Linked DNA regions of Homo sapiens: regions 2 and 3 are each linked to region 1. Evidence: read pairs that join two places in POLR2A ChIA-PET (ENCODE). Cell type or tissue: HepG2. All regions are shown on one strand. Links, peaks and the distances in the headings refer to the core of each region. The heading gives the core; the rest is flanking DNA. Region 1 overlaps ADGRG6 (adhesion G protein-coupled receptor G6). Region 2 has its middle 20 kb from the start of LINC02919. Region 3 holds the start of LINC02919 (long intergenic non-protein coding RNA 2919).

Evidence for each region. Peaks named below come from ENCODE experiments on the same cell type or tissue, not always from the same donor. Only the 100,000 strongest peaks of a DNase experiment are listed, where the experiment ranks them.
Region 2: POLR2A ChIA-PET joins it to region 1 with 10 read pairs; 2 of 35 experiments call an interaction of 5 or more read pairs at or near these places.
Region 3: POLR2A ChIA-PET joins it to region 1 with 19 read pairs; 4 of 35 experiments call an interaction of 5 or more read pairs at or near these places.

The regions. Positions count from the first base shown.
Region 1 is chr6:142,370,671-142,379,260 of GRCh38, forward strand. It overlaps ADGRG6 (adhesion G protein-coupled receptor G6), which reads left to right. Exons shown (of 25, transcript NM_198569.3): 4 at 1-123. Among named protein-coding and RNA genes, the nearest start is that of ADGRG6, 73 kb to the left of the region's middle. RefSeq lists enhancers at 3,581-4,182, 4,140-5,339. In HepG2, for the core only: no CTCF peak of the experiment used is centred there; DNase peaks (open chromatin) are centred at 4,791, 5,621, 6,721, 7,671 and 3 weaker places; H3K4me3 peaks cover 1,685 bases.
Region 2 is chr6:142,275,358-142,283,947 of GRCh38, forward strand. No RefSeq gene overlaps it. Among named protein-coding and RNA genes, the nearest start is that of LINC02919, 20 kb to the left of the region's middle. RefSeq lists an enhancer at 20-1,219. In HepG2, for the core only: no CTCF peak of the experiment used is centred there; DNase peaks (open chromatin) are centred at 4,314 and 5,124.
Region 3 is chr6:142,256,337-142,264,926 of GRCh38, forward strand. It overlaps LINC02919 (long intergenic non-protein coding RNA 2919), which reads right to left and starts at 3,582. Exons shown (of 2, transcript XR_001744395.1): 1 at 3,068-3,582. In HepG2, for the core only: no CTCF peak of the experiment used is centred there; a DNase peak (open chromatin) is centred at 3,435; H3K4me3 peaks cover 1,056 bases.

The DNA.
Region 1 (8,590 bases), core at 403-8,402:
CCATGAATGCCAAAATCCTCTCCAACCTCAGCTGTAATGTGAAAGGGAATGTAGTCGACTGGCAAAATGACTTCTGGAATATCCCAAACCTAGCTCTGAAAGCTGAAAGCAACCTAAGCTGTGGTGAGTTTGTAGCGTATTCCTTTTTTTTTTTTTTTTTAGCATTATTCTATGAATATGATTGTCAACAAAGAATTATACATACACACAAATGTACCTGTATGTATATTCACACATATAGACATATATATATATGTTGTCATTAAAAAGCTCTTTTAATTTTTAAAATGTCGTCTGCTCAGCTCTTATAGCACACATTTGATTATAAGCCATGCATGCTCCATCAAGACATTTGGTTTTACCATTCTTAAGTTTTCCCTATGTCATAAAATATCACAGAGTTTATCACGAATATAACAATAGTTATAATTGTGGAATCTCAAATACAAATGTTAACACTAGGCTTGAAACAAAAGAAATTAATAAGTAAGTTATTGGTATTTTTTTTTTGAGACAGAGTCTCACTGTGTTGCCCAGGCTGGAGTGCAGTGGGGTGATCTTGGCTCACTGCAAACTCTACCTCCTGGGTTTAAGAAATTCTCATGCCTCAGCCTCCCAAGTATCTGGGACCACAGGCGTGCACCACCACACCCAGCTAATTTTTGTATTTTTTTAAAATAGAGATGGGGTTTCATCATGTTGGCTAGGCTGGTCTCAAACTCCTGACCTCAAGTGGTCCACCTATCTCAGCCTCCCAAAGTGCTGGGATTACAGGTGTGAGCCACCCTGCCTGGCCAGTTACTGTTTTTTTTTGTTTTTTTTTTTTTTTTTGAGACAGAGTCTCGCTATGCTGCCCAGGCTGGAGTGCAGTGTCATGAGATCTCAGCTCACTGCAAGCTCTGCCTCCCAGATTCACGCCATTCTCCTGCCTCAGCCTATCGAGTAGCTGGGACTACAGGTGCCCACCACCATGCCCGGCTAATTTTTTGTGTTTTTAGTAGAGATGGGGTTTCACTGTGTTAGCCAGGATGGTCTCAATCTCCTGACCTCGTGATCGGCCCACCTTGGCCTCCCAAAATGTTAGGATTACAGGCATGAGCCACCGTGCCCGGCCCAGTTACTGTTTTTAATCACAAAGGTGATACAGTAATAAACTGATCTATATCATCCTGGAATTAAATTTCAATTGGATGACTTAAATAAACAACCAGCACCTAAGAGAATAGTATTTACTCAGCCAGTTTAAATATCAAAACTGTCCATTTTATAGAAAATCTTAATCAGGAATTATCCATTTTTTTCTTTGAACATTTTTCTCCATTTTTTTTAAAATGAGGATTTATAGTTTGTTTCAAATACTGTGCTGTCTCTGGTTCTTCTTTGTGAGACTGTAAATGTGCTATTATTGGAAGTAGCTAAATGCAGAATATTTTGAGAAATAATTCTGTGTGATAAAAATTGTATTAAAATAGATCTCCACCTAATATTCTCCATTTACACAAGTTAATTCTGGAAGCCTTTATTTTATTATAGGACTGATTCAAACACAAAAAGTAGAAGTTTCATTATCAACTTTAAATGTCATATGACTAAATCTAAGGCAGTGATAATATATACATTTTAGTCACAGACATAACTCTCAATTAAAAAGGAGAAGAAGGAGCCTAGTATTCAAAAGTAATTTGTATATGATATTGGAGGGAAGTTTACTGGGAATTTATTCCCACGCTTTGAGCAAAGTAGCACCCTTATGATGACTCAAGGCCACCTCCCAATTTCTCAGACCCATGCCTGCCCTTCTGGCCTGAGAACTCCTGTTACCCACCTGTTCGTGTGGTCCATGGCACTCCTACAGGTGGTGGAAAGGCTGTGAAGTGATGTCATTTGAAAGATATTTCCTTGCAGGATGTTGGAAAGTAGATAAACCACAACCCTGTTCCACAAGGGAACTGCAGAGCTTTATAAGAGCTGGTGATGTTCCCTAAGATCTTCTCTCAGTGTTAGGATAGCTAGAAAGGACCTTCAGGGACTCCTTGAGAAGTCTTTTATCAGAGAAGAAATTGAGAAAGTCAGGTGTGTATGTTTGGTGTGGGACAGTGAAGAATAAGGAGAGGGAATGGTGCACTTCCTGCATTCTGGGTGACTGTCTTTAATTCAGGGGTCTCTTTTCACCATAGACTGGGACATTATTAAGAAGTCATAGTATAGACCATTCTAATATTTGCCTTTTTATGGGACAATGTTTTGAAGATGTCAGCAACCAAAACAAATATGGCTATGTTAATAATTGCTAATACTTATATTTAAATTGAACACACATTTTGTACTAAATGTCATTTTAAGCACTTAACACATATTGGTTGATTACCTACACCATAGATCCCATGTTACGGGTTCTATAATTGATCCTATTTTGCAAATAAGGAACCTGAGGCACGTGGAGATTAACTAACTTATCCAGTGTCTCTTAATTAGTAAGTAGCCAAGCCAGGATTGGAGCTTGGAAAGTTTGGTATTAGAGCTGTGCTCTTCTAACCAGTATAAATTAGACTGTCATTCATCATAAACAGGATTAGATATTAGATTTAGTACCAGGATAGGCTAAAGCTCATTCTTGCTCAGGGGAGAAGTATGAAGGTCCAAGAGCCATCTCTCTGGCCAGCAGTGCATTCTGTGAGAAAACACTAGGTTTGCAGTGTGTTAACATATTTGTTTCAAACAAATAATATTTGTTTCCCACAATACTTCCTGGATACCTAACTATGAAAAAGTATGATTCAGTTTTACAGGGATTCCTAAGCTTCTCTAAGAATTTCTCTAGACCAGAGGTTGGCAAATTAGGAGGGCCTGTAACAGGCCATGCATTTTTGTTTACTTGTTTGTTTAGAGACGGGGTTTCACTCTGTCCCCCAGGGTGGACTGTAGTGGTGCCATCAGAGATCGCTATAACCTTGAACTTCTGGGCTCAAGTGATCCTCCTACTTCAGCTCTCCTGAGTAGGTAGGACATCAGGTGTGCACCACCATGCCCAGCTAATTTTTTAAAACATTTATTGTAGAGATGAGGTCTCACTGTGTTGTCAAGGCTGGTCTTGAACTCCTGGCCCCATGTGATCCTCCCTCCTCAGCCTCCCAAAGTGGTGGGATTACAGGCATGAGGGATTGTGCCCAGCACACATGTTTTTTTAATACTTGTTTTTCTTTTTCTTTTCTTTTTTTTTTTTTTTTTTTTTTTTAAGTTGGGGTCTTACTGTGTTGCCCAGACTGGCCTCAAACTCCTGGGCTAAAGCAATCTTCTAATCTCAGCCTTCTGAGTAGCTGGGACTAAGCTCCCTTGTTCTTATAAATAAAGTTTAATTGGAACACAGCCATGCCCATTAGTTTATATATTGTCTTTGTCTGCCTCTGTGCTACAATGGCTGTGTTAATTGATTGTGATCAATACAGTATAGCCTGCCATCCTAAAATGTTTACAGTCTAGCCCTTTAGGAGAACATTTGCCACCCCCTGAAACTAGTCTAAAGAACTGAGAGTCCGCTTTGCTGAACCACATACTTTGGACAGCACTAGAAAAGACCTGCTAGATCTCCTCAGCCAGGGAAAACAAACCAATCACCCACAGGCTAGTTTAGCCCTACGACATGGGTGGTGGTAGTAGCATTTATTTGTTCCTGTTCATTTACATTTGTTTCACACAGTGCTTTTAATTGATGAATTATTTCCAATATTAAACAATTAGATTTCACATAAAAATGAAGTTTTGGATTTTTCTGGTAAACAGAATACACTAGGCTACTATATCTGCATGGCCAACACAGCTGGAGCTAAATGGTGGCTGCTGCTTTCAAAGGAGCTTCCCAGTTTACTTTAGCCCTTAGCAACCCCTTATTCTTCCCACTCCAGCCCCCTTTTTGTCTTTAGATGGCCATCTGGCCCTGATGGGCTTTTAAATGGGAATGCTGATTTATGCCACTCCCTTTATACGGGCCAGGAAACTGAAGCTTAGACAAAAAAAAGTGGCAGAGGCAGTTGGTGGGCTCCAACACGTGTCTCCTGTCTCCTTGTCTAGTATTTATGTCTGGGAATACTCATTTAAAAAATTATTTTAAATTATTTTAATTGATTGATAAGAACTATATGTGTTTATGGTATACAACATGTTTTAATATAGGTATACATTGTGGAATGGCTAATATGAGCTAATTAACTTTCATTGTTATCTCATATACTTATCATTTTATTTGTAGACAGAACATTTAAAATCTCTCAGCAATTTTCAAGTATACAATCATTGTTATTAACAATAATCATCATGTTGTACAATAGATTTCTTGAATGTATTTCTCCAGTCTAACTGAAATTTTCCATCCTTTGACCCATACATTCTCAACTCCTGTGCCCCATCCACCCCTGTGCCCCTGGAAACCACTCTTCTATTCTTTGCTTTTATGAGTTCAACCTTTTTAGGTTCCACATTTAAGTAAGATCATGCAGTTCTCATAATTTCTTAAACTCTGTCCCTGAGACTCCTTTCCCAAGCCTTAAGATTATCGGAGTGCATCAAATACATACTCATGTATCTTAGTCATCTATAAGTTTTCAAAGTAATTTTGTCAAAAGGGTACCGTGAACTTAACGGAGTCAATATATTTGAGTCTTTCTAACTTTTATAGTGATCTTCTTGCCATTCCAAGTTGACGTTAAACACTCACATTCCAGACATTCAGATGTCCTGGACTGTGTTTCAGGAGAAATGATGGGAGAGGGAATTTCCTGCTGCTTAATCATCAGCTTTGGGAGTTGAAGAGTCCAAGTCACTCATTAACTGACAGGAAATACCTGTAAACAGAGATTATATCAAGGCTTGTTAGCTAAGCAAATCTTTGATAAGTGTACCCTGTTAACATTTTAACCTTTCATTTTTTTTCCAGGAAATGAAAGCATCTTGCTGTTTATGGTTATAATTTCCAACAAACTAATCAGTACAGTAACCAATGGGAGAATAGAAATTTATTTCTAGCATTCCACTGAATGGACAATGTCTGCTAAATATGAGCTTTTATTTCAGGATTAATTTGTGATGGAAAAATAAATAGATTTTGCAAAGGTATATTGCTAAATAAATTTTAGTACGAAAGTAACATAGTAGAATTGAACTGACTCAATTCAACATTAAAATATCCTGTCATTTTTTTCACATATTAAACATCCTAGCCTTAATAAAATTGATATATTATTAATAAATACTCTAACGATTTTAGTATATGACTTTGTTTTCCTATACTTTTCTAAAAAATATTTGGGAATTTTACCTTAATTAGGAAATTTTCAGCAGATTTTTAAAAACATGGTTAAACCTGTCAATACTTTTAAAAACGAAATGTTTATTTAGCAGTAAATCTGCTTCATTTTATAGCATCTTCATTTTTCTCATAACAATTTTATTAAATACATTCAGTTTTATGACCCTCATGGATAGATAAATTTTTAGTGGACTCTTTAATTATAGGTGCAAGTATTTATTTGCCTGTGTAATGATTCAAGTTTAGATACTGGCTGATGTCCGTCAATTTTCACAAAGAACAGACAGTGCCTTCTCTACTAGTTTTATTTATTTTACTGATTACTACTCTTTCCTGAGGGAGTGGTACAGTATAACGCAATGAATAGTCTAAGTTCAAACAAATTACATTTATTTTAACAAGCATTTATTAGGCACTTCCATTGGTTAGCTACTGTGGTTGTAGAGATAAGACACACTTCATAAATACTTTATTGTTATTCTTTTCTGAAATTTCTGGATTTGTATTTTTGTTTCCCTCTCTAGGATTTTTTACAGAGTTTGCTAAGGTTTCATCAACTCTTGGATTTTTACCGTTTCATAATCATTACAGTTCTGTTCTTCATAGCTATAAAACTTCAATTCATTATTGGCTCCTCCCTTGCACTTCTAACAAATGATTGAATGTAATATTTTTAGATTACTAAATCATTTTTAAATAATAAAATTAAGATAAATCATTTTATCTTTGCAAAGGACTTTATACTCTGAGGATGCCCAAACTCTTTATGAACATAGATGACTAAATTTCACTTTAAATATATTTATTTATGAAAAGTTGAAAAATTCATCTTAGTAGCAACTGCAAAGAAAAAAATGAAAGGAATTACTGTTTTTATTTTTCTGTTATTGCAACTTATTGTGAGGATTTGCTCTTCAGTTATTTGGAGTATCATTAAGTAGGTATGAGAGGAGCAGTGGGCTACACATCAGTCTTTTTTACCACAACTTGTGTAAATATTAACATATAGTGACTCCTTTCAGTAGCATAATTTGGAAAGTACAACAGATAGAGAAGGATTAACAGCTTTAGAGCTTTTCCTCAACTGCCTGTTTCCAGTGATTACATTTTTTTCAAGAAAACTTGGCTCTAAATGTTGCTGTTAATGTTGTAGAACTTTGCTTCTTAGTTCAGCTAGAACCCGGGTTCTTGTCACACAACTAGGAAAATTTAGGCACACGGACACATCGAGTGGTCAGTAGAGCAGGACTTTATTGGGCAAAAAGGAAAAACAAAACAAAAAACAACAACAAAAAGCTCAGCAAAGTGAGACGGAGGCCTGCCAACAGGCCCTCCACCTCACTGATTGATTCCCAGGTCCCCACAGGAGCTGGAGAGAGCAGCCTCCTCCCCTGCATAAGGCATGAATTCCCCGTGGCTCCACCCACCTCCCACAAGTCGGGCTCCAGTCCTCTATGGGCAGGCTCAGGCAAGGCCTGGGCAGGTTTCCTCATCTGCACGAAAGCATCTGATGTAAACACTTGTGGGGCGGGTGGGAGATTCTCCGGGCGCCCCTTTTTATCTGCCTAGACATTTGGCTGTCTCATTAATATTAAGTAAACACCTGAAAACACCTTTCTGGTAGCCTCGAAAATCAGTGAACACATACACATCATATTCTAAAACCAATTTGTTGATGATAAAACATATCATTATCCAGGAGAGTGGATTGTTTGTTCTTTCTTAACAACCTCCTGATGTGTAAATCCATCAGCCAAAGAAAACTGATTGTGATATTGACTTTTTATGCAGATATGCTGAAAATGGAACTGGGTAGAAATAAAGTTTGTATATACTTTTGATAGTTCATGTATTTGTTTATTTTGGTGTGTTTGTAATGCAAGTTTTCATTTATCAATTAAATTTCCTTTTAATTAAATTAGTCACTTGTATTTATACCATTTTTACTTAAAAATATTCCAGTGTGATTTTTATTGTTATATTGGATCATATTAAAATAGTGTTTATTGAGTGTTTAAAGCAATGTCAATTTGCTAAACTAGAAGTTCCCCAGAAGGAACAGCTAACTAAAATACTGAGAAGTAATTGTTGCAGTTTCCCATAAAAGAATGCTACATATTGAAATTTATACTTGTTACTGTGCAATGAAACTGATGAAATGTTCAAGAAAATTGTTAAATATCTTGCTCTAAATCATAGCTCTTCTGATTTTCTTTTCTTATTTTTACCTCTAAGCTCTTTAACATACTGGGAATGTAGTTTGCCTAAAAACTGCTTTCCCACAACACTGAGCCCTTATCTCCCTTTGTCTTCCAGAGATATTGTATCAGTGCCAGAAGTGGCCTAAGAAGCCCTTGACTGCCAACATTGTGTGTAATATGAGAACCACAGGAACTCCCTCCAGGGTCTCCTCTATTGCATGCTACAGAGGCTGAGATTTCATTAGTCTCTGAACTTTAAAGGCTTTTTAGTTTGCGGAAGTCCCTTACAAAATATAAGTACCTACAAAAGGGAGGTCCTACAAAAAATGGGCATACAGTAAATGTGATGCAAGGGAATAATGGGCAAAAAGCATTCAAGACAAAATTCCACCTCAGTCCTGCCTTAACTTCTGCCTCTTCAAATGTTCTTTTTTCATTGTGCATTTGCTTAAGTTTTCAATCTTTAAAACTCCCCCTTCCTCTCTCTGCTTCCTTTCACAGCCAAGCTTCCTCTTCTTGCATTCACTCGTCAGACCTTGGCAGTCTAGATTTCATCATTCCCACACAACTCAAACTATTTTCTATAGAGTTACTACCAAAATCCCAATGCAAAGTTAAAGGTCTTCTCATTCTTTATAATTCTTGGCCTTTCTGGTATTCTTGATATTGTCACACCCTGCATTAAACTTTCTTCTCTTAAATTATGTAAAACCACCTCTGTAAAAGCTGTTTTTACCTTTTTAAGTCTATAGCTCTTTTTCTTATATCTGATGCTTAAATATAGAAATATCTGTGGTTCCATCCTGTTTCCTTCTCAAATCTACAATCTATCTCCAGTGATCCCAAACACTCTATAGCTTCTGATGAGTATTTCCTGGCTACACCTCTTACAAAAACACTTTTGCGTCTAGGTGTCACACAGGCACCTCAGTTTCCGTTACTGGACTTAGTGTTTACCCTACCCCACCTAAGTCTGCTCTTCTTCTGTTATTTCCTATCTCCTTTTATTAGATCGATATGTACCAGTTTTTGAAGTTGGAAATTAGCAAAACGTCCTCTATTCTTCCTTTTTTCCTCTGTCTTTAAT
Region 2 (8,590 bases), core at 266-8,265, 95 kb before region 1:
AAGGACAAGGGATTACTTTATATGGAGGAAACTAGATATGCATCCAGGATGGATATGTGACTATGTGACAAAATGAGTTAATTATCAAGCAGGTCCAAGAAAGGTAAGATAAACGTGCCTGTGTATATTTATTAATTTTACTGTCTAAAGCACTGGAAAAAAGGCAAAAGACCTGCCAGACCAGACTGACAACTTCTTCTCCCTGATCTGAACCCCTATTTGCTATTATTTTAATCTGTATATAGGCATCTCACATACACACACACACACACTGCGTTGTATGTAATGCACTTTGTTATATTAACTTACATTCTAGATGCACTAGGAGAACTGATGCATTCGTCAAGGTTCTTCAGTTTCAAGCAATGTAAACAGACTCTGGATAATGTAAGTGAAAAGGGAGTTCGTTGAGAGTTGCTGGGTGAGATCACAGAGTGAAGGGAAAGCACTAGAACCAGCATAAGAAAGTTCAGGAAGCAGCTAGCTCCAGGGGTTTCAGTGGCAACAGAACTCTGTTGCTTTTATCAGTCAGTGAGCCATCAGAAGTAGAAGGCATGCCATTCCAACCATCTTTTCTGACTTTAGGCTCAAGATTCAAAATCCTGGAAGAGAAAAATCCTGATTCACTTAGCTTTGGCTTTATGCTGACCTTTTGACCAGTTGAGGGAAGACTCCTTGGTTTTCGGTACTCTAAGACTGCACACAACGGGAGGCGGTAGGAAACTGGGAGATGTAAATTGATGCTCCAGAGGAAAGACAGCATGGATGCTGAATAGTCAACACCAAAAACATCCATTATAGCTAGCTATTGTCAAAAAGCCTGAATTTTTCTTGAAGAGCAATTAACTATCCTTGAAGTTTTCTTAAAGGCTGAGTTTGGGTTAATTTCTATTAATTAAAATTAATATTTAAAAAACATATCTGTGATTTTTTAAAGATTATTTTGGGAGATAAAATAGATGTTCCAGGAATATATAGCATGTTTATTCTTTGGCTATAAGTAACCTCTGACACATCCTTTGAAACTCCAGGAAACAATTATAGCTGTCTAGAGGAAGGCAAAGTTGGAAAGAGCTGTTGATAGTGTCAGGGAGACCAGATTTGTATCTTCATTATGTACTACATGTACAATTTTAGACAAACACTTTGACTTCTCTGTGTCTCAAATTCCTAAACTATAAAGTGGAAATAATCTGTAACGAGTGCCCAATGAATGGAAAACAACTTAGAACAGTGCCTGGAACACAGAGAATGTTAATTGTGGTGTTGTGATTGAATAGATTTGCTATGCAGGTCACAGGACATATGTAAAATGGAATTTTTTACTTTCTAAGGGACTCAAAAAGAATTCTCAGACCAGATGAAAAACTTACCTGTTTTAAAATGCTCCATAAAAATCAGATGTTATCATTATGTCCTATTCTTCTTAGGTTGAATTTGCCACTTGAGCCAGGAAATTTTCTCATGATTCCTAATTATTTCTGCTAAAAAAAACTTTCTTAATGATAGCACCTTTGCCTGTAAATTTATACTTCTTTCCCCCTTTTTTATATGTATTCAATTCCTGTCTTCCATTAATGTCCATCTCATTCCCCTTCTTCTCCATGATGCTTTTCTCAGCCCTGCATAAGGGTTTCTCTTTTCTAAGAATTCCTGCATTATATTTGCATAGATCACTCATTTTGTCACCTACTTATCCATTATTTTGAAATGTTATTGTTACTTGCTGCTTTATGCATCTGGGACTTGGCTGTAAAATTGTAAAAACCAATATTTGGTACTTAATATGTGCCAGGCCCAGTGCCAGATACTTCAAAGATTTCAGGGATGAGCAATATGGGTCCAGACCTCAAGAAATTTGTAGTCAGGTAGGAAAATGAGGATGAGCACAGTAGAAAGAAGAGAAGGCTTTTGAATGTCTGAATCAGTTTGGGCTGCTCTGACAAAGTGCCATAGACGGTGGCTTATAAAAAACAGAATTCATTTCTCAGAGTTCTGGAGACTGGAATCCAAAACGAGGGTGCCTGCCTGGTTGGGTTCTGGTGAGGATCCTCTTCCAGGTTGCAGATGACTGTCTTCTGGTTGTATCCTCACATGGCAGAAAGAGGGTGACAGAGCTCTCTGGGGTCTGTTTTATAAGGGCACTGATCTCATTCACCAGCTCTGCATGCTTATGAACTAATTATCTCCCAAAGGCCCCACCTCATAATACCATCACATTGGGGGTTAAGATTTCAACTTATGAATTTGGGGACAGGACACAAACATTCATTCATCCAGTGGAGAAATTAGGATTTGAGAATTATCTTCCTCATCAAGAAATAATGGTGAAGGCTGGGTAAGGACCAGGCAAGCAGGAAGGCCTTTCCAGTCAGAAAGAAGAAAGCACACAGGAGAACCACATCATTCATCTCTTTCTAGCCTTCCACAGAACATGGCCTATGCTAAGTACATTGGTGGAACTTTAATAACTAGCAATTAAATTTCACAGAAAGAAAGAAATTGAGAAAGAACTATGCTTAAGGAGTCTGAAAACTCAATATTGTTCTGAGCCTTTTTTTTTTGGAAAGCAAATCAAGCTTGAATTTGTCTCCAACTGTTTTAGCCAGAGTGTTCATGGAACAGAGATGAGAGCGACCATGGAGATGGTCATTACTTATAATTTATGTCCTGCTTCAGAAACCTGGGGACCTCCCTGAGCTAGTCCATATAACTTACCAATATGGTATCAACAACTCTGCTGAAAGGCTGTATTAGTCCATTCTCATGTTCTCATGCTGTTAATGAAGACATACCTGAGACTGGGTAATTTATAAAGGCAAGAGGTTTAATGGATTCACTCACAGTTCCACATGGCTGGGGAGGTCTCACAATCATGGCAGAAGATGAAGGAAGGGTAAAGGGACATCTTACATGGTGGCAGGCAAGAGAGCATGTGCAGGGAAACTCCCCTTTATAGAACCATCAGATCCCATGAGACTTATTCACTATCAAGAGAACAGAATGGGACCCCCCCACCCACCATGATTCAATTACCTCCCATCCGGTCTCTCCCACGATATGTGGGAATTATGGGAGCTACAATTCAAGATGAGATTTGGGTGGGGATCCAGCCAAACCCTATCAGAGGTTGTATCTTCAGTAGCTCTGGGGTAATTCACGACTTTGATTTCTCTCAGGAACTTCAGAGGTAAGGGGAATCAGAGTTGAGACTTCTTTAACTCAGCAGTGAGCACAGGAGACTCAATCCCAGAGAAACAACCATGTCAACAGGGGGCTGTGTATTTCATGTCTTTGTATTTGGGTAGAATTATGCTTGGATGATTATCTTTACCCACGTCATCATTCTTGTTTTTAAAAACAGGTACGTTATTCTACTTCCTCTCCTGATTTACAAATTTAGCTCAATGACAATTTATGCTTTCTTCTACCAATTTTTGTTGCTGTTGCTTAAATTTCAAGCCAAAGCACTAAAAACTCGTTCTGAGGCTACATTAAGTTTACCTATTTTCGATATAGAAGCTCACTGCCCCAAAGGAGTCTTTACATATTTTTTCCTTTAAACATACACAGAGTTTTTTCCACAAGGATCTTTTCAAGTTGTTCTGGTTTCCATTGTGACTACTACATTGTACTGACCACCCAAGAATGCCTTGTTTTTCATGCATAATACAATTTAAAACCACATGTTTCAGCCAATACTTCTGGTAGAAACTCCTACCTCAACAGGAGGAAATTAGGTATTCTTTTTGATTTATTAATTGACCATTAGGCATAGGCATTTACATGCATGCAGAGAAACAAGTGCTGCAATGAAGTCCAAGTGTTCAAAGAATAAAGTTTCCTATAAACAAAACGAAGTGAAACAAAACCCTATCCCAAGAGAAACCCTATTTAGGGAGATTCCAGAGGGCATATCTTTTCAGCCTCAGGCAGAGAAACAGTACAAAAATTTCTAGAGAAATTCTGGGCACTTATCAAAATATTCCCCTCACTAAAGCAAGAGGGTATTTCAAAGAAAAATTGAGTAATGATTTGGCAATGACATGTGTACTGCAGGGCTTCCAATTTAATATTCAGGTTTCTCAGCAGTCCAAATATCAAGTGTTCCTGAATCACATTTCTATACACCTCTAAGGTATGTAAGTGATATTTTTCCTTGACTAGCACTCGCTCAAGACACAATCCAAGGAAAGCTCTCTCTAGTCATTTTTTTCACATCCTCTTAAAAATTCTTTGGATTCTGCCCTGACATTGGCATGTTGCACAATAATAAAGTGCTGCTCTCTCCTGATCTTTTGAAAGATGAACAAAAAAAGGGTCATGTTTCAGTTGCCATTTTGTTCCTTTTCTGATTCATACTTTTGGAATGTAGCTATAGATTATGGGTCATTTACAATCGATAGGCAGAGCTGATTTCCCAGCTGCTGACAAGGGCCTTATCCTGGAAATTACCTTTACTACTACTGTAAAATCCTGAAATTCTACCCCAGGTATGTATTAATTGTGTTCCCTACATGTTAAACTACAAATATCCAGGAAAGAAGGTAACTATCGTAGCTCTAGTTCTAATGTTTATTTACAACTTTCTCAACTTTTTAGTTGGCAGCCCATTTTGATGAGGGTTAGAGAGAGAACAGAAAGCTCATGAGGGAGCCCGTACCTGAGGGAACAGAAGGCCCATGAGATGCCGTAAAGGAAAGGAGAGAAAAAAAGGAGGGGCTTTTAAGGGAGGTTAAGCATGAAGGGTCACATGTTTAAGAGCCAAATTAATGTCACTTTCAGCCTAAAGTCTTCCCTGTGTGCTCCAGTAGAAAGCAAGAATGTTTCCTCGTTCCTATCAACTGTGGTAAGATTCAGCACTAATATCAGGATATCCTCACATACTACCTTGCATTGTGGTAGTTTTTACAAATGCTTAATCTTCTGTTTTGTGTAAAAATATATTTTATAAACTTCTCTAATCTTTTTTCCCCTACTTACTCTTAAGCTGGTTTGCCTAAACCTGAAGCAAGTCATTTTATACAGCAGCTAAATCTGGAGTAAAAGGTGAGGAAGGAAAACAGGACTGACTAGGACTGACTTCCTTCCTGGGACAAATGATGCTCTCCTGAACTATGACCTCAGAGCACCTTTAGACACATAGAGCCTGCCTTTGGTTATAGGAAAAACATGCTCTAAAAAAAAGATAGCAGTATAGCTTAAGCAAATATTCTATGTCGATGGAGTAGTATGTGTTATTTGAATAATAACAGTGCTATTTATATTTGCATAGGTGAGGTCTTTATCCTTACTGCAATATAGCAACTATTGTGACAATGTTATGATGTCAGGCTTTTGGTTAATGTCACACACACACACACACACACACACACACACACACACACACACACATACTTTTTCTGTCTCAAATAGAAATGCCATCTAAAGCTAACAGAAGTTAAATGATTTCCCTAAAGAACAGAAAGTCCCCTGTGGGAGGCCGAGGTGGGCGGATACGAGGTCAGGCATTCAAGACCAGCCTGGCCAACATAGTGAAACCTCGTCTCTACTAAAAATACAAAAAATTAGCCAGGCATGGTGGTGGGCACCTGTAATCCCAGCTACTCAGGAGGCTAAGGGAGGAGAATCTCTTGAACCTGAAAAGCGGAGGTTGCAGTAAGCCAAGATTGCGCCCTGCACTCCAGCTTAGGTGACAGCGCGAGACTCCATTTCAAAAACAAAACAACAAAAAAACAACAAAAAAAGAAAAAGAACAGAAAGTCCCAGTGGGTGCTGAGAATACTATATCCAGAAAGGAAGAGTTGGTTCACTACACTTTAGTATCATAAATGCCTTACTGATCCTTTTCTAGAAAAGAATGCCTATACTTTGTTCCCAATCTCATTTTGGAATTATTATCCTTCTGTTCATTCAGATACAAACCCCAGAAGCACTTAATAGCCTCCTTCATCCCCAGAATCCAAATACCCTCAATTCTACTTTGGCAATGTTCAAAACATTCATTTTCACTGAAAATACATTAAATCCAGTTTTCCTTTCTACACACAAATATTTTAAATATCCAACCATTTCTACAATGTCAAAATTATTTCTCCTTTCAGTTTTGTCAGTTTTGGGAGGTTTGCTATTTGGTGCATATACATTTATAACTGTTGTATCTTCTTGTTATATTGACCCTTTTAACTTTATGATATGTTTGATGTATCCTGTAGAAATATTCCTTTGCTGGATGCCCTCTCTCACCACTCCTATTCAACATAGTGTTGGAAGTCCTGGCTAGGGCAATCAGGCAAGAGAAAGAAATAAAGGGTATTCAATTAGGAAAAGAGGAAGTCAAATTGTCTCTGTTTGCAGATGACATGATTGTATATTTAGAAAACCCCATTGTCTCAGCCCCAAATCTCCTTAAGCTGATAAGCAATTTCAGCAAAGTCTCAGGATACAAAATCGATGTGCAAAAATCACAAGCATTCCTATACACCAATAATAGACAAACAGAGAGCCAAATCATGAGTGAACTCCCATTCACAATTACTACAAACAGAATAAAATACCTAGGAATACAACTTACAAGGGATGTGAAAGAACTCTTCAAGGAGCACTACAAACCACTGCTCAATGAAATAAAAGAGGACACAAACAAATGGAAGAACATTCCATGCTCATGGATAGGAAGAATCAATATCATGAAAATGGCCATACTGCCCAAGGTAACTTATACATTCAATGCTATCCCCATCAAGCTACCACAGACTTTCTTCACAGAATTGGAAAAAACTACTTTAAAGTTCATATGGAACCAAAAAAGAGCCTGCATAGCCAAGACAATTCTAAGCAAAAAGAACAAAGTTGGAGGCATCAAGCTACCTGACTTCAAACTATACTACAAGGCTACAGTAACCAAAACACCATGATACTGGTACCAAAACGGATATATAGACCAATGGAACAGAACAGTGGCCTCAGAAACAATACCACACATCTACAACCATCTGATCTTTGACAAACCTGACAAAAACAAGCAATAGGGAAAGGATTCCCTATTTGATAAATGGTGCTGAGAAAACTGGCTAGCCATATGTAGAAAGCCGAAACTGGATCCCTTCCTTACACCATATACAAAAATTAACTCAAGATGGATTAAAGACTTAAATGTAAGACCTAACACCATAAAAATCCTAGGAAAAAACTTAGGCAATACCATTCAGGACATAGGCTGGGCAAAGACTTCATGACTAAAACACCAAAAGCAATGGAAACAAAAGCCAAATTAGACAAATGGGATCTAATTAAACTAAAGAGCTTCTGCACAGCAAAAGAAACTATCACCAGAGTGAACAGGCAACCTACAAAATGGGAGAATATCTTTGTAATCTACCCATCTGACAAAGGGCTAATATCCAGAATCTACAAAGAAATTAAACAAATTTACAAGAAAAAAACTAACAACCCCATCAAAAAGTGGGCAAAAGATATGAACAGACACTTCTCAATAGAAGACATTTAGGCAGCCAACAGTCATATGAAAGAATGCTCATCATCACTGGTCATCAGAGAAATGCAAATCGAAACCACAGTGATATAGCATCTCATGCCAGTTAGAATGGCAATCATTAAAAAGTCAGGAAACAACAGATACTGGAGAGGATGTGGAGAAATAGGAATGCTTTCACGCTGTTGGTGGGAGTGTAAATTAGTTCAACCATTGTGGAAGACAGTGTGGCAAATCCTCAAGGATCTAGAACTAGAGATACCATTTGACCCAGCAATCCCATTACTGGGTATATACCCAAAGGATTATAAATCATGCTACTATAAAGACACATGCACACGTATGTTTATTGCGGCACTATTCACAATAGCAAAGACTTGGAACCAACCCAAATGTCCATCAATGATAGACTGGATTAAGAAAATGTGGCACATATACACCATGGAATACTATGTAGCCATAAAAAAGGGTGAGTTCATGTCCTTTGCAGGGACATGGATGAAGCTGGAAACCATCATTCTAAGCAAACTATCACAAGGACAGAAAACCAAACACCACATGTTCTCACTTATAGGTGGGAGTTGAACAATGAGAACATGTGGACACAGGGCGGGGAACTTCATACACCGGGGCCTGTCAGGGTATGGGGGGCTGGGGAAGGGATAGCATTGGGAGAAATACCTGATGTAAATGACGAGATGATGGGTGCAGCAAACCAACATGGCACATGTATACCTATGTAACAAACCTGCACATTGTGCACATGTACCCTAGAACTTAAAGTATAATAATAAAAAAAGAAATATTCCTTTGCTAAAAACTTTAGTCTTATGTTAACATAACAACTGTTTCTTATGCTTACTTCTAAATTTACACTGTTTTCTGTCCTTTTTCTTTCAACTTGCTGTATTTCATGTGTGTCTCTTTTAGACAGCAGTAGAGTTCTGCTTTTAAATCCAATTTGGCATTCTTTGACTTTTATTTTGTGTGTTTAGTCAATTCACATTTAATAAAATTATTTATAGTGTGGGCTTCAAGTCTGTCATTTTGCTGTGTTTTAAAATTTGTTTCATTTCTGTTTTGTTCTTCTTCCCC
Region 3 (8,590 bases), core at 426-8,425, 110 kb before region 1:
AAGCAAAGCAAGTTTCTGGGGCCAAAGGAGCCCAAGCAAAAATCAGAATGCAATAGTAAATGTGGCTCTGGGAAGTAACAAGCCAGGCTGATGGATTACTTTACACCTAAAGCAAAATTATCACCATCAGAGACCTGGCCATCCCAAGTAACAGCTTAGGTCTGTGGTTCTCAATGTCAACTGAATATTAGAATCACCTGGACTTTAAAAACTAAAGTGTCCTGCCCCGCTCCCTTCTGAGAGTCTGATTGCGTTTCCCAGGTGATCCTATGTGCAAATAGATCTGAGCACCTCTGGTCTAGGTGTTAAGCTTTCTGGGGCAGCGGAGAGGCTGGATGCTTATAAACCTTCTCTTAAACAAAGGCTAATATCAGAGCTGGATCCATTTAGTAAAAGAATTCAGTTAAATATAGCTCTCCCAGAAGGAAAAGTATTTTAAGCTATTATTAGTCATTTATACTTTAGTGCAACTCTGTTCAACAAATAGAAGCTTCTGTGATGATGGAAATGTTCTATATTTGTGCGTCTACTTTCTTAGTCCACTAGCCTCATGTGTCTATTGAGCACTTGAAATGGGGCTAGAACAACCGAGTGACTGAATTTTAAATTTCGTTTTAACTCATTTAAATTTAAATCGTTGCATGTGGCTAGTGGCTACCATGTTGGTCAGTGCAGTTCTCGTGTAAATGGGTAATGAGTAAAGTGATAGAGTAGGGGTTACTGTATGCCCGAGGAGAGGAGTGAGAAGGAAGCCTGAGGATGGAAAAAAAGGGAGTAAATGAGGTCAGGTTCACTATGAAAACTCCATAGGAAGAGCAGAGGAGAAGCTATAGCAAAATGTGGCTTTGGGAACGCCTATCATTCTTGGTGCCACCCCAAAATAATGTTGAAGAGAAATTTTTGAGCTAGGGACTTTGGCTCTGATCTGCCCCACCTCTCTTCTACAGACTAGTGCCTGACCAAATAGTAAAGCTCACAGAAGCTCTTGCTGCTGGGAACTGTTGCTAGGAAAGCAGCAAGGAGAAGTGGAAAGAGTAAGACACTGGTGCTTACAAGCCAAAAAAAAAAAAAAGTCACCTGGTATCTCGGAATCACTGTTGCTTCATAGCACAAGTGGTAAGATGTGAGTGTCTACTCAGTGCCATTCAACACATCTGATGTTGCCAAATCAAATCAGACTATAGATGGAAGCCCCTTGGACCTTAAGAGAACCACTGAAATTATTGATTATTCCTGTGGAAAGAGCTGATCCCACTTAAATACTACCCCTTCAAGAGGTATTGTGAAAGAACTTCCATAGGTGCATGGGTGATTCAGTGGTAGAATTTTCACCTGCCATGCAGGAGGTCCAGGTTCATTTCCTGGCCTATGCAACATGGCATCCCATTTTGGCTGGGCGTGGTGGCTCACACCTGTAATCCCAGCACTTTGGGAGGTCGAGGCAGGCAGATCATTTGAGGGCAGGAGTTCGAGATCAGCCTGGCCCACATGGTGAAACCCTGTCTCTGCTAAAAATTAGCGGGTCCTGGTGGCACACGCCTATAGTCCCAGCTACTCAGGAGGCTGAGGCGTGAGAATCGCTTGAACCTGGAAGGCAGAGGTTGCAGTGAGCCGAGATTGCACCACTGCACTCCAGCCTGGAGGACAGAATGAGACTCTGTCTCCAAAAAAACAGAGAAAAAGAACTTCCAGGCCAGGCGCGGTGGCTCACGCCTATAATCCTAGCACTTTGGGAGGCTGAGGCAGGTGGATCACGAGGTCAGGAGATCGAGACCATCCTGGCTAATACGGTGAAACCCCGTCTCTACTAAAAATACAAAAAATTAACCAGGCATGGTGGTGGACGCCCGTAGTCCCAGCTAGTCGGGAGGCTGAGGCAGAAGAATGGCGTAAACCCGGGAGGCAGAGCTTACAATGAGCTGAGATCATGCCACTGCACTCCAGCCTGGGCGACAGAGCGAGACTCTGTCTCAAAAAAAAAAAAAAAAAAAAAAAAAGAATTTCCAGAGGCATGAAGAACATGATGTCTGTAGACGTCAAGACTGGAAGGAATTTTCTAAGCATAAATCTTGGTCCTATGATGTTACAGGCCGAAAGAATGAGGGTCGTGATCAACTCAGTATACCACTGGAGGCTATATGAGTAAGCAACAAAACTGTTTCTCATAAATGCAGAATTGTGACAAACTGACAAAACTGCATCTGCCATCCAGAAGGAATGCTGAGGGCAGTCATGCCCCAAGCGCAGTGTTTCTTGTGATTAGGTACATCTGAAGCCTGTTAGTAACAATATGAACGTGTGATCAATTAAGCAGCTGACCAGTTGTTACCTCCTTCTCCTCGCTTTTGTTACCCAATAAATAGGAGGGGCTGTGGAAGCTCAGGGGTGCCTTTGCTCACTGGAAGTGGGGAGCTCTCTTCTTCTTCCCCGGCTTCCCTTCCTTTAAAACAGTTTCTTTTGTTTTTTGTTATAATTTCTAAGTTCGTCCCTTCGTTCAGTTTGTAATGACGGTCTCAGGCAGTAACAACAGTAACTGCTATAATGACCGTCTCAAGTAGTAACCGTGGCAGTCGGCCACATTATGACAGAGCCTATGGCAGGCCAGTCAGTAACATTTTGTAGATGGCTACCTACACTATTAATTCTCATGAACTGTTCTTTGCCTCTAGTCTTTACCCTATTCCAGAACTAGCGAGTTGATTGCATCAGTCTCTGAGTAACATTTTTTAAAACTTGACAATATGCATTGACAAGGAGTTTATCTAGTTAAATAATTCCTATTTAAATACCTGGTTAATGATATTTGGGTCTTATATCTACCCTCAAATCAATTTTATATTTTTAATGACACTACAGGTCAATTCCTTTTAAGAAAAATTGGCAAAGAAATATTTTTATGTTTTATTTGGATAATGGTCCCAGAGAGCCCTGGCACACATTTTGACAGAGTGAAAAAGGTTCAGGAAAAAACCCACAAGCATAATGAAAACAGAGGGGAAAGGTAAAATCAACAGTAAGTCTTGGATAGAAGTGAAAGTGTGACCATTTGCAATAGCAAAGAGTATACCTGGCTGTCTTTCACAATTCACCTAAGGAGTTGCTCACGGATCTTGCATGGTGGCTTGAACTCTAGCATATTCCTTCTGATCCTGACCGAACAGCAGTCCTCCTCAGTCTCAAGAGCCTCACATTACATGTGTGAGGCCCAGTCCCAAACCAAGGATCTAGAGTCCTTAGGTGCAGCACCCTTCCTACTTGCTCTTTCTGATTCCAGAACTCTGACCTCTTCTTCCTCAGTTCAGTAGGGCCACAGTTTTCTTTCTGGTTGCATTCTACCTCTTTGTGCTCAGAAAATTTTCTCCAGGCACAGAGCTAGCATGAAGTGAGAGTCATCTCGTGAGATTCTCTTCTGTTAGGGATTAAAGGCTTGCACTGTCAATGTCCAAAGTCCACTGTCTGGAAATCATTGCTTCACATATTTTGTCCAATCTTTTAGCTTTATGTTTTGTATGGGTAAAAGTGAAAGTCATTCCTGTTTGATAAGATTTTTAACAAATCCTTGCAATGTTTATAAGAGACACATCAAAATACATTGAATATAATAAAGAGATAGAGAATGATAGACTAAAAAAAAGACTACCAAGCAAAGCTATTGAAGCCTTATTGGCCGGGTGCAGTGGCTCACACCTGTAATCCCAACACTTTGGGAGGCCAAGGCAGGCAGATCATGGGGTCAGGAGATCGAGACCATCCTGGCTAATATGGTGAAACCCCGTCTCTACTAAAAATACAAAAAAAATTAGCCAGGCGTGGTGGCAGGCACCTGTAGTCCCAGCTACTTGGGAGGCTGAGGTGGGAGAATGGCGTGAACCCGGGAGGTGGAGCTTGCAGTGAGCTGAGATCGTGCCACTGCACTCTAGCCTGGGTGACAGAGTGAGGCTCTGTCTCAAAAATAAATAAATAAATAAATAAAGCCTTATTAATAAAATATACATTCCAGCAGCATAATGATAAGCAAAAGGATTACTTATATATTGCTAACAGGAAAAATTTATAGGAAAATACGACAAAGATGAACTTGTATGAGCTTAAAAACATAGCCCCCAAATGCAAAAACAAAATATTTAAACACATAGAGAAATTCCATCAGAGTTGGACATTTTAGCCTACCTCTTCCAGTAATTAATTGATATGAACCTATATTATTTGAAAAATATGATTTATAAGCTTTATCTAATGAACAGATGCACAACTCTGCACCCAGTAATTGAGGGTACACAGTCTTTACAAACACACATGGAATATATATAAATATTGAACACTTAATAATTCACAGTAAGTTTTATCAAATAATATAATCATTTATATATATTAATTTAATATATATCAGTATCAAAACCCTCTTCCAGATTATTTTGACTCTAAGAAAAAATTAAAACGTACATTAGAAACTAGAACATAACAATGATGACCATACTATATTAAAAAAATGTAACCTGCAGCTACAAAACTGTCCATAGTAAAAGGTATAATGTTAAATACTAACATGAAAAGAAAGGATGAAAACAATGAGTAATCAACAACTCATAGTTAAGAAACAAAACAAACCTAAATGTAGGAGAAAGAAAATATTGACAAGAGAAAAAGAAAGTAAACAAAACAAAATATATAGGACCAGCCAACAAATGCAAACCCCAAACGTTGTCTACGAAGATGAACAAACCTCTGATAAAAGTGATTGGTGAAAAGTGGGCATTATATTTATAATAGAGATTTTTTTAACCACAGAAGAATACATGAATAATTTTATCTTTGGTAAATTTTAATACTGAGATAACACTTAAATAATTTATTGGAAAAATATTAATTTAACTTTAAAAAACTAAATTTGTATTTTTAAATCCACTTATCATTAACAAAGAAAAGAGAAAGAAATAGTCCTGAAAAACACCAGACAACAATGTTTTTCTTGGCAAATTATATGTAATCTTCGGGTAACATATAATACCTATCTGAAAAAACTGTTACAGAGGATAAAAATATGGCACAACTCCCTAAATTCTTGATGTAAGTTAGGGTGGAGTGGACAAAGAGAAGATGAAGTAAAACATTCTAAAGTTCTCATGGGGGTAGGAAGAAAAGTTATAGGAAAAGGATGGTGAAAGTTTTCTAACATTCTTATGATATTGGGATGGCAGAAAAATAAGGAAAAATTAGAGCATATTAAATGGTAAACTGAAATTTAGGGGGACATGTTTGGGTTATTTTTGATTGATCATGTGAGCAAAGAAAGAAAAGTCAGCCATTGATGAAATGTAAAATTACATCATCAGAAATTCTAAAACAAGGTCATTAAAAACATAAATTGAATACAAATTTGATCAACCCACAGAAATAATAAACAATAAAGATTTGAGAAAATCATGTAAGATAAGTAATAAACTTAAAGTAAAGAAAGAAGGGATACATCATGAATAATCCAAATCTCATGTTGAAATGTAATCCCCAGTGTTGGAGATGGGGCCTGGTGGGAGGTGTTTGGGTCAAGAGAGTGGATCCTTCATGAACGGCTTGGTTCCATCCGTACAGTAATGAGTTCACTCAAGAGTCAGTTGTTGCCCTTGCTCCCTCTCTCACTCCTGCCCTTGCCATGTGAATGTGTCTGCTCCTCCTTTGCCTTCTGTCATGAGTAAAATCTCCCTGAGGCCCTTACCAGAAGCAGATGCTGGTGCCACACTTCTTGTACAGCCTGCAGAACTGAGAGCCAATTAAACCTCTTTTCTTTACAAATTACCCCATCTTGAGTATTCTTTTATAGCAATGCTAGAATGGCCTAACACAATCATGTATAAAATATGCATGCCATGTATAAAATATAAGCAAAAGGATTACTTATATACTGCTAACAAAAAATTCATAGGAAAATATAACAAAGCTGAACTTGTGTGTGTTCAAAAACATAGCCCCCAAATGCAAAAAAACAAAATATTTAATTAAACACATAGAGAAATTTATAAATAGTGCATTCCATCAGAGTTCATCACATGAACAAACATTTCTCAAGAGAAGACATACAAGTGGCCAAAAAGCATTAAAAGAAATCAACATCACTAATCATCAGAGAAATGCAAATTAAAACCACAATGAGATATCATCTCACACTGGTCAGAATGGCTATTACTAAAAAGTCAAAAAATAATAGATACTGGTAAGGCTGTGTAGAGAAGGTAGTACTTATACACTGCTGGTGGGAATACACACTAGTTCAGTCACTGAGGAAAGCAGTTCAGAGATTTCTCAAAGAACTTGGAACTATCAGGTTGGTGCAAAAGTAATTGAGGGTTTTGCCATGATTTTCAATGGCAAAACATGCAATTACTTTTGCACCAATTTATACTATTCAACCCAGCAATCCCATTACTGAGTGTATATCCAAAAGAAAAGAAATTGTTCCACCAAAAAGACAGATGCACTCACATTTTCGTCACAGCACTATTCACAATAGCAAAGACATAGAATCAACCTACATGCCCATCAGTGGTGGACTGGGTAAAGAAAATGTGCTGCATCTACATCATGGAATACTACACAGCAATAAAAAAGAATGAAATCATGTCTTTTGCAACAACATTGATGCAGCTTGAGGCCATTATCCTAGACAAATTAACTCAGGAACAGAAAACCAAATACCACATGTTCTTATTTACAAGACGGAGCAAAACATTGGGTACTCATGGACATAAAAAAGGCAACAATAGATTCTGGGGAATATTAGAGGTGGGAGAAGGAGGCAGACAAGGGTTGAAAAACTTCTGGGTACTATAGTCACTTCCTGGGTGATGAGCTCAATTGTACTCCAAACCTCAGCATCACACAATATCCATGTAGCAAACCGGCATATGTATCCCCTGAATCTAAAATAAAGGTTGAAATTACAAAAAACAAACAAACAAACAAACTAACAAAACAGGAATACCTCTCATCACACTAAAAATAAATAGACCACATTCGATTCGATTCTTCTATTAGAGAGAGTATTTCAGGTTACATCTTACAAGAAGTCCAGAGAGTTAGGAAACACAGAATCAGCTTATCTTTAAGCAGTTTATTAGTTGTATTGTTTTAGTATATTTTTAAGCAGTATATTTTTATTTAGTATATTTTAAGCAGTATATTTTTAAGCAGTATATTAGTAAGTGTTTTTACTTAAAAAAAATCTTCCAACACATTTTCAAGTGATGTATTTCTGGATTAAAAGCACTGGCTTTAATTTTGAATATGAACTGTCCAAAAGCTTAGAAACACAAGAAAAATAACGCATTATTATACCTTTTTCAGATTAACAATTAAAATTTAGATGTAAAATTGTAATGAGAATACTTTTGTAAGAAAATCTAGGAGTAGAGAAAATTTTAACCAACACTGAAAACTCAGAATTATATAACAATTTCAAAATTAAAAGCTTCTGCCAGGCACAGTGGCTCAGTGCCTTTAATCCAACTCTTTGGGAGACCAAAGAGGTGGATCACTTGATCTCCGAAGTTCGGAACCAGCCTGGGCAATATGGCAAAACCCTGTCTTTACAAAAAATACAAACAATTAGCTGAGCATGGTGGCACACACCTGTGGTCACAGCTACTCAGGAGGCTGAGATGGGAGGATCACTTGAGCCTGGGAGGTTGAGGCTGCAGTGAGCCGAGATCATGCCACTGCACTCTTGCCTGGGTGACATAGCCAGATCCTGCCTCAAAAAAAAAAAAAAATTAAAAGCTTTTATATAACAAAACTGTTACAAATAAAATCAAGAGGTGATTATAATGATGGAGAATATTTGTAATGTGGATGTTAAAGCATTAATGTATACTCATACAAGGAGCTATTAAAATTGACAAGAAAATGACAGCTCAATAGCATATCCGATAGCATAACCTAGGAGTACATAAACCACAGAGGAGTTAATCTAAATGGGCAAGAAACACTTAAAAGAAATGCTTGTTTGAAAAAAAAATAAAGCCAAAAAACCCAGAAAGATCACTTTGTACCCATCAGGCTAGTAAAATTTAACAATGAGCTACAACACCCCATTGTTGTCAAAATGAATATAAAGATTACTTTCATACTTTCAATGTTAATGTGATATGTTACAACTTCTTGGAAAGCAATCTAGCAAAATACACTAAAATTAAAAATAAATATATTCTTGACCTAGCCATCTCTCTTGTGGGACTCTGTCCCAATGAAATATAAGCACTAACAGATGTATAAAACTGTTTATTGCAACCATGTTTTAGTGGCAAGAAAACAAGCAAAATGTTAATACCCACTAATAGGGGAGTGGATGAAGAAATTATAGAACACTTACTCTTGTGAACACTTGTTTATAAAATATTATTCAACCATTAAAAATTATTGCTATACTAGTTTACTTGGAAGTAAAGTATAGTTATGGGCTCACTTCTGTCTAATATTGTGCTGTTAAACAGGAATGACAAGTACATATATTCAAAGACACCAGTGTGTTATTAAAAATTGTGCTGAAGCTATTTTGTGTGTGTGTCAAGTTCTCAAGTTAATTTTCCTTCCTGAATAC